Linked DNA regions of Homo sapiens: region 1 is linked to region 2. Evidence: chromatin contacts called from ENCODE POLR2A ChIA-PET data. All regions are on one chromosome and are shown on one strand. The core of a region is the stretch at or near the end of the contact, and the rest is flanking DNA. Distances in the headings are between cores, read along the strand shown. Region 1 overlaps NUDT2 (nudix hydrolase 2). Region 2 overlaps DCAF12 (DDB1 and CUL4 associated factor 12).

What was found. ChIA-PET counts read pairs that join two places held with the same protein, here RNA polymerase II (POLR2A).
Region 1: POLR2A ChIA-PET joins it to region 2 with 15 read pairs in CD4-positive, alpha-beta T cell. The contact joins two enhancer-like sites. POLR2A ChIA-PET finds 5 or more read pairs at or near these places in 3 of 52 experiments (CD4-positive, alpha-beta T cell, activated T-cell and naive thymus-derived CD8-positive, alpha-beta T cell).

Annotation. Positions count from the first base shown.
Region 1 is chr9:34,341,277-34,344,855 of GRCh38, forward strand. It overlaps NUDT2 (nudix hydrolase 2), which reads left to right. Exons shown (of 5, transcript NM_001161.5): 5 at 1,848-2,423. The coding sequence ends at 2,164. Among named protein-coding and RNA genes, the nearest start is that of NUDT2, 13 kb to the left of the region's middle. Within about 2 kb of position 2,060, at least 17 of the 41 ENCODE cell types and tissues checked have a DNase peak (open chromatin) inside an H3K27ac peak, as active enhancers do.
Region 2 is chr9:34,095,813-34,099,380 of GRCh38, forward strand. DCAF12 (DDB1 and CUL4 associated factor 12) reads right to left here. Exons shown (of 9, transcript NM_015397.4): 5 at 2,512-2,705; 6 at 904-969. Among named protein-coding and RNA genes, the nearest start is that of DCAF12, 29 kb to the right of the region's middle. Within about 2 kb of position 2,184, at least 2 of the 41 ENCODE cell types and tissues checked have a DNase peak (open chromatin) inside an H3K27ac peak, as active enhancers do.

The DNA of each region.
Region 1 (3,579 bases), core at 810-3,309, 250 kb after region 2:
AATACTGAATAGATGCCCCTGGGAGGGGTGTGCTCAGGGACTTCCATACACCTCTGAGGGGAGGTAGGACGTCCTGAGTCAGTATCACCCATCACTACTAGCATCCCTCCCACCTTGCTCCCCTGATGCATTACCTGTCTGTCTTTGTGTACACCACTATAGGAGGTGCTTGTGCAGAGAAAATTCCCCAGAAGCTATAAGCTAGAATGGTTTTTAAGTGCTAAGTTTCTGGGGGTTTTGTTTGTTTGTTTGAGACGGAGTCTCGCTCTGTTGCCCAAACTGGAGTACAATGGCACAATCTTGGCTCGCTGCAACCTCCGCCTCCTGGGCTCAAGTGATTCTCCTGCCTCAGCCTCCCGAGTAGCTGGGATTACAGATGTCCACTGCCACGCCCAGCTCATTTTTGTATTTTTAGTAGAGACAGGGTTTCACCATGTTGGCCAGGCTGGTCTCAAACTCCTGACCTCAGATGATCCACCCGCCTCGGCCTCCCAGAGTGTTGGGATTACAGGCATGAGCCACCGCCCCTGGACCCTGGGGAGTTTTTTGTGCAGCAGCTGGCTCTGGGCATTGTAGACCCCTGGGAAGGATGAGGGCCCCCATCTCCAAACCAAGGAGAGAACAACTGAGTTCCTGCTCGCCATGAGCCTGTGAGCAGGAGGCCTCCCTAGAAACTTACTGGAGCCAAGGTGTAGACAGAGTCTGCCAGACCGTTCCCAGTCTTTGCCCCCTCTGGGGAAGCTGAAGATTTGTGGGAGGGGACTAGAGGTAAAGCTGAGAGCTGCTCCAGTCTGCAGAGCTTCAAGTTCTCCTACAGCAGTTTCTTGGCAGCTGTCTTCTTGGGTTTGGGTGTTGCTAACACATTTTCTTAGAAGTGGTTCTCAGCTGGCCCTTAGTCTAAGTTCCCATCAAGAGTTTCCCTATGAAACTGAAATCTGGCTTTGCCCAGTAAGAAAGAGGAAAACAATTTGGAAAAAGCCTTGATAGCTTCATGGAAACAGCTGCTCATTCAGCCGTGCAGGGTTTTGAGCCTGTTGGCCCTGGAATGTCAGGGTCCACCTGCAGACAATGTTAAGTCCTCACTGGATTGTAGGCAAAGTACTTCCTCGTCAGCTAACTTCCACTTGTTAAGAAAGGACTTCCCCCTCCTTGGAAAAATCACTTCAAGGTCTCCAATAGAAAAGTGATTCCTTAGAGCATGGGATGAAGAAAGTTCCGAAGAATAAGAAAGCAGACGTCTGAAGAAGGTCATCTCACACCATAAAAGAGCAGTATTCTAAACCTGACTTGCTATACACATGGTCTGTTTCACTCTCTGCAGAGAAGAGGGAATGGAAAGGTGGGATTGCTCAAACCCCGAGAACTAGACACTACCTGCCCTGCACCCCCTTCCCAGGCATGTTAGGATATTGCCAATCTCCAGGCTTCCTTTAGCAACACCTAGAAAAGTCACTGAATGGCTGGGTGTGGTGGCTCATACCTGTAATCCCAACACTTTGGGAGGCTGAGGCAGGAGGATGACTTGAGGCCAGGAGTTTGAGACCAGCCTGGGAAATATAGTGAGACCCCATCTTTACCAAATAAATAAATAAATAAATAAATAGCTGGGCATGGTGGCACATGCCTGTTGTTCTGAATACTCAGGAGGCTAAGGTGGGAGGATCACTTGAGCCCAGGAATTCAAGGCTGCGGTGAGCTGATTGCACTACTGCACTCTGGCCTGGGCAACAGAGTGAGTCCCTGTCTCAAAGCAAAACAGAAAAAAAAAAAAATCTTGTCTGGAAAATCCAGCTTTGGGAACTTTGGAAGATTTCCTCCTCCTTTTCTTCCTCTTTTCTCCTAACTAGGCCATGTGGAACCAGGAGAGGATGACTTGGAAACAGCCCTGAGGGAGACCCAAGAGGAAGCAGGCATAGAAGCAGGCCAGCTGACCATTATTGAGGGGTTCAAAAGGGAACTCAATTATGTGGCCAGGAACAAGCCTAAAACAGTCATTTACTGGCTGGCGGAGGTGAAGGACTATGACGTGGAGATCCGCCTCTCCCATGAGCACCAAGCCTACCGCTGGCTGGGGCTGGAGGAGGCCTGCCAGTTGGCTCAGTTCAAGGAGATGAAGGCAGCGCTCCAAGAAGGACACCAGTTTCTTTGCTCCATAGAGGCCTGAGCTGACTGGAGCAGAGTCATTTGCTTCAGCAGGATCCTTGTGGGCCTTCTAAGATGAAGCCACCCTCAGGTCCAGGGAAGGTTGTGCTGGTATTTGGCTCATGACAGCCAAGAGCAGATTTGTGAAATCGGCTCAACTCCCAGGTGAGAGCAAGCAAAAATCTTGGCTGGGTGGAAAGGAAGGCAAAAGAGTAAAAATTAAAAAGGCCAGGCCCAGTAAGTGTACCTTGTACTTTATAAATAAACCTCAAGCAGCTCAAGGTTGTCCTTCTAACCTGTTGTGTTTATTTCTTGGACTCTTGGCATTGGTGGAGAGAAGAAAGCTGAAGTGAATCAGAGTTCTGACCTTAACCAGAGGGAACTCTGTGTCCATACAGTATCCCCAGAGAACTTAAGAGCTAGGGATCCAAATGGAAGAGACCCAGCACTGGCAGGATGGCTCTCTCGCCTCTGGAATGCCAAGCACACCCACCCCACCCCCACCAGGGGCCCTGAGACTTTGTGACCCATAGTCAGGATTTCCAAGTGAGTGGGACTGGAGTGCAGGAATTGGGTCTGTCCTACTCACTAATATATCTTTCACCAGCAGCAGGCACATATGTTGTAAGTACTCAGTAAATATTACCTTAAATAGGGCCAGGCACGGTGGCTCACACCTGTAATCCCAGCACTTGAGGCCTAGGTGAGCAGATCACTTGAGGTCAAGAGTTTGAGACCAGCATGGGCAACATGGTGAAACCCTGTCTCTACTAAAAATACAAAAATTACCTGGGGGTGGTGGCACACACCTGTAATTCCAGCTACTCGAGAGGCTGAGGCAAGAGAATCACTTGAACCTGGAAAATGAAGGTTGCCGTGAGCTGGGATCGTGCCACTGCACTCCAGCCTGGGCGACAAAGCGAGACTGTCTCAAAAAATGAAAGTATTACCTTAAATAATTAGAGACTGGCTAGGCGTGGTGGCTCATGCCTATAATCTCAGCAGTTTGAGAGGCTGAGGTGGGTGGATAACTGAGGTCAGGAGTTTAAGACCATTATGGCCAACATGGTGAAACCCCATCTCTACTAAAAACACAAACATTAGCTGGGCATGGTGGTGCACACCTGTAATCCCAGCTTCTTGGGAGGCTGAGGCAGCAGAATTGCTTGAACCTGGGAGGTGGAGGTTGTGGTGAGCTGAGATGGTGCCATTGCACTCCAGCCTAGGCAAGAGTGAGACTGTCTCAAAAATAAATAAATAGGCTGGGCGCAGTGGCTCACGCCTGTAATCCCAGCACTTTGGGAGGCCAAGGCAGGTGGATCACCTGAAGTCAGGACCTCAAGACCAGCCTGGCCAACATGGTGAAACCCCGTCTCTATTAAAAATGCAAAAATTAGCAAAAATGCAAAAATGGTGGCTCATGCCTGTAGTCCCAAC
Region 2 (3,568 bases), core at 934-3,433:
AAGGTTCCTAACACTCAGGATTTCCTTCCCTTACAGCATGCCAAGTAGTCATCAATCTATAAAGAAATACTTAAATGCATTGTTGAGGAGGACTGCTAGTCAAAGGAGCCTCTCAGGAAGCTTATGCAATAGGAAAGAATCACCCTGTCTTACTCTTTAAAAGACTTTCCTGCAAGAGAGGCACACCAGACTCAAAATTTCATGTACTGTGCAAAAACATGCCCAGGCCTTTGGAGAACTGGTCTTTTAAACAAGAATTGAGACCAGGTGCAATGGTTCATGCCTGAATGCCCAGCACTTCGGGAGACCAAGGTGGGAGGATCGCTTGAGGTCAGGAGTTCAAAACCAGCCTGGGAAACATAGTGAGACTCTGTCTCTACAAAAAATTAAAAAAACAAAACAAAACAAAAAAAACAACCAGATGGGTGTGGTGACACATGCCCATAGTCTCAGCTACTTGGGAGGCTGAGGCAAGAGGATCGCTTATGCCCAGGAGTTCAAGGCTGCACTGATCCATGAGCCATGACTGCACTCCAACTTGGGTGACAGAGTGAGACCCTGTATTTATTGTCTTTAAAAATAAAAATACCAACCTGGCCAACATGGTGAGACTGTGTTCCTACTAAAAATACAAAAAAAATACCTGGGCATGTTGGCAGACGCCTGTAATCCCCGCAGCTACTCAGGTGGCTGAGGCACAAGAACTGGTTGAACCCAGGAGGCAGAGGTTGCAGTGAGCCAAGATTGCACCACTGCACTCCAGCCTGGGCATCAGAGCGAGACTCTGCCTCAAAAATAAATGAATAGATAAAATAAACATGAAAAAAAAGCTCAGCTAGAATTACAGTATTTTAACTGTAAGGTGAATTATTAGGTAAAACCACAAAATCATGTTCATCACACCTTAGATAGTGTATTTTCAGCCTTCCAGAGATGAAAGTAGCCATCCAGAGACACTGCTCCCAGTTCCTACAAGAGCAATGAAAACCAGGTTATATTATCATCTATAGCAACTAATGTACGATAATAAGCAGGCGAGGATTCTAAGGTCAGGGTCCTTTATTCCTGTCTCGTGATGATTCCAGCAGAGGTGCCAGTAATTATTAGACCATTACTTCACCCTACAGAACCTAGCTGAATGGCATATTAAATTGAGGCTGCCAGCAATAACACAGGCACCCATGGTTGAAAAACTCCTCACTATGCTATCACTCCCTCAACGTCCTGTTGGAGAGTTAAAGCAGGGCACATATGTGAAGGACAGTTTCATAATCTAGTGTGAGAATTTCTATAAGTGAAGACTCTAATTTAGGAGAGATTAATCTACCCTTAGGCCATAAATACAGATGGGATAGGAGGTTGAGGGAACTACCCTTCAAACTGTGGCCTGATTCAGATTCTGGAGAAGCCTTTCTCTGGCTCTGGGTGTATATTCTGACACTGCTTTTTTTTTTTTTTTTTTTTTTTGAGATGGAGTCTTGCTCTGTCACCCAGGCTGGAGTGCTGTGGCGCAATTTCGGCTCACTGCCAACCTCCACCTCCTATAGTTTTCCTGCCTCAGCCTCCTGAGTAGCTGGGAATACAGGCATATGCCACCATGCCTGGCTAATTTTTTTGTATTTTCAGTAAACATGGGGTTTTACCATGTTGGCCCAGGCTAGTCTCAAACTCCTGACCTTGTGATCTGCCTGCCTCGGCCTCCGAAAGTGCAGGGATTACAGGCGTGAGTCACTGCGCCTGGGTGACACTCTGCTTTATTAAAACCTCAGCATCAGATCTGACTCAATAAGGTAAGACTTAGTGGAAATGTGAAGGGAAAGTAGGCAGTAAAGAATACTGGCCAGGCATGGTGGCTCACGCCTGTAATCCCAGAACTTTGGGAGGCCAAGGAGAGTGGATCAACTGAGGTCAGGAGTTCAAGACCAGCCTGGCCAACATGGTGAAACCCCGTCTCTACTAAAAAATACAAAATTAGCCATGTGTAGCGGTGCATGCCTGTAGTCCCAGCTACTTGAGAATCTGAGGCAGAAGAATTGCTTGAACCTGGAAGGTGGAGGTTGCTTTGAGCTGAGATCGTGCCATTGCACTCCTGCCTAGGTGACAGGAGCAAAACACAGTCTCAAAAAGAAAAAAAAAAAAAAAGGAATGAATACCAAAGAGAAAAAAAGTGATTGTTTTCAGAAGCAAGTATGAAAATCATGCCCAGAATACAGCACCTGCAAAGGCATGTGCAAATGACAGACAGTCAAATCAGGGTGGCCCTAGGGGAATTCTGTGAGGCTGACCCACAAATATAGACTACTCAGAGAAATACTGCAGACACCAATTGAAGGGGTGGGTTTCAGAGCCTCAGTTATAATTTCTCACCAGCATCACTCAGCCTTTAAGAGGTGTTCTGTGGGCTCAGAACCATGCTATGTAGCAAGCACTGATGGGGAAGGAAAAAGGAGTGCATATCCCAAGACATAAGCAAGAGGAATACACGTCAGGGATCCCTACACAAGTTCATACCTTGTTCTTGTTGTTGAAGGCCAGAGCCCGAACCTTGCAGTTGTCAGGGTTTGTGTCTTCTTTGGGGATGTCCTTTAAGGCCTTGTGAGTGATGTGTGCATACACAGGGACCCGTGACACATTGTGTCTCGCATCACTTTTGGTCAAAACATCATCTGTCACCTCCCAGAGTCCCATAGAACCATCACGTGAGCCTGCAGGGCCAGGAGAACACAGATGTCAGATGTACCCACCCCTCTATGGGAAATCCCACAGACGCCAAAGAGGGCTTTCATAGTCTAGCTGTTTGTGCATCATCCTCATATGTGCTGAAGCTTGGCCAGATGGCCCACCCTAAACACAGAGCAGTAGGCATTTTAATAGCTACACTAAGAGAATTATTCACCTAAGGTCTAGGCATTAAAATATAACTTTTAAGTTTGACATGGTTGTTGAAATTTATTTATTATTATTATTTTTTTTTGAGACAGAGTCTCGCTTTGTCACCCAGGCTGGAGTGCAGTGGTGCGATCTCAGCTCACTGCAACCTCCATCTCCTGGGTTCAAGCGATTCCCGTGCCTCACCCTCCCAAGTAGCTGGGATTACAGGTGCCTGCTCCATGCCTGGCTATTTTTTTTGTATTTTTAGTAGAGACGGGGTTTTACCATGTTGCCCAAGCTGGTCTTGAACTCCTGAGTTCCAGCGATCAGCCTGCCTTGGCCTCCCAAAGTGCTAGGATTACAGGTGTGAGCCACCACACCTGGTCTGCTTTTTTTTTTTTTGAGACAGAGTCTCGCTCTATCACCCAGGCTGGAGTGCAGTGGCACGATCTTGGCTCACTGCAACCTCGGCCTCCTGGGTTCTAGCGATTCTCCTGCCTCAGCCTCCCAAGTAGCTGAGATCACAGGCGCATGCTACCATGCCCTGCTAATTCTTTTTATTTTTATTTTTGAGATGGAGTCTTGCTGTGATGCCTAGGCTGGAGTGCAATGGCGCAATCTTGGCTCACTGCAACCTCCGCCTCCCAGGTTCAAGCGATTCTCCTGCCCCAGCCTGTAGCTGGGACTACAGGCGCGT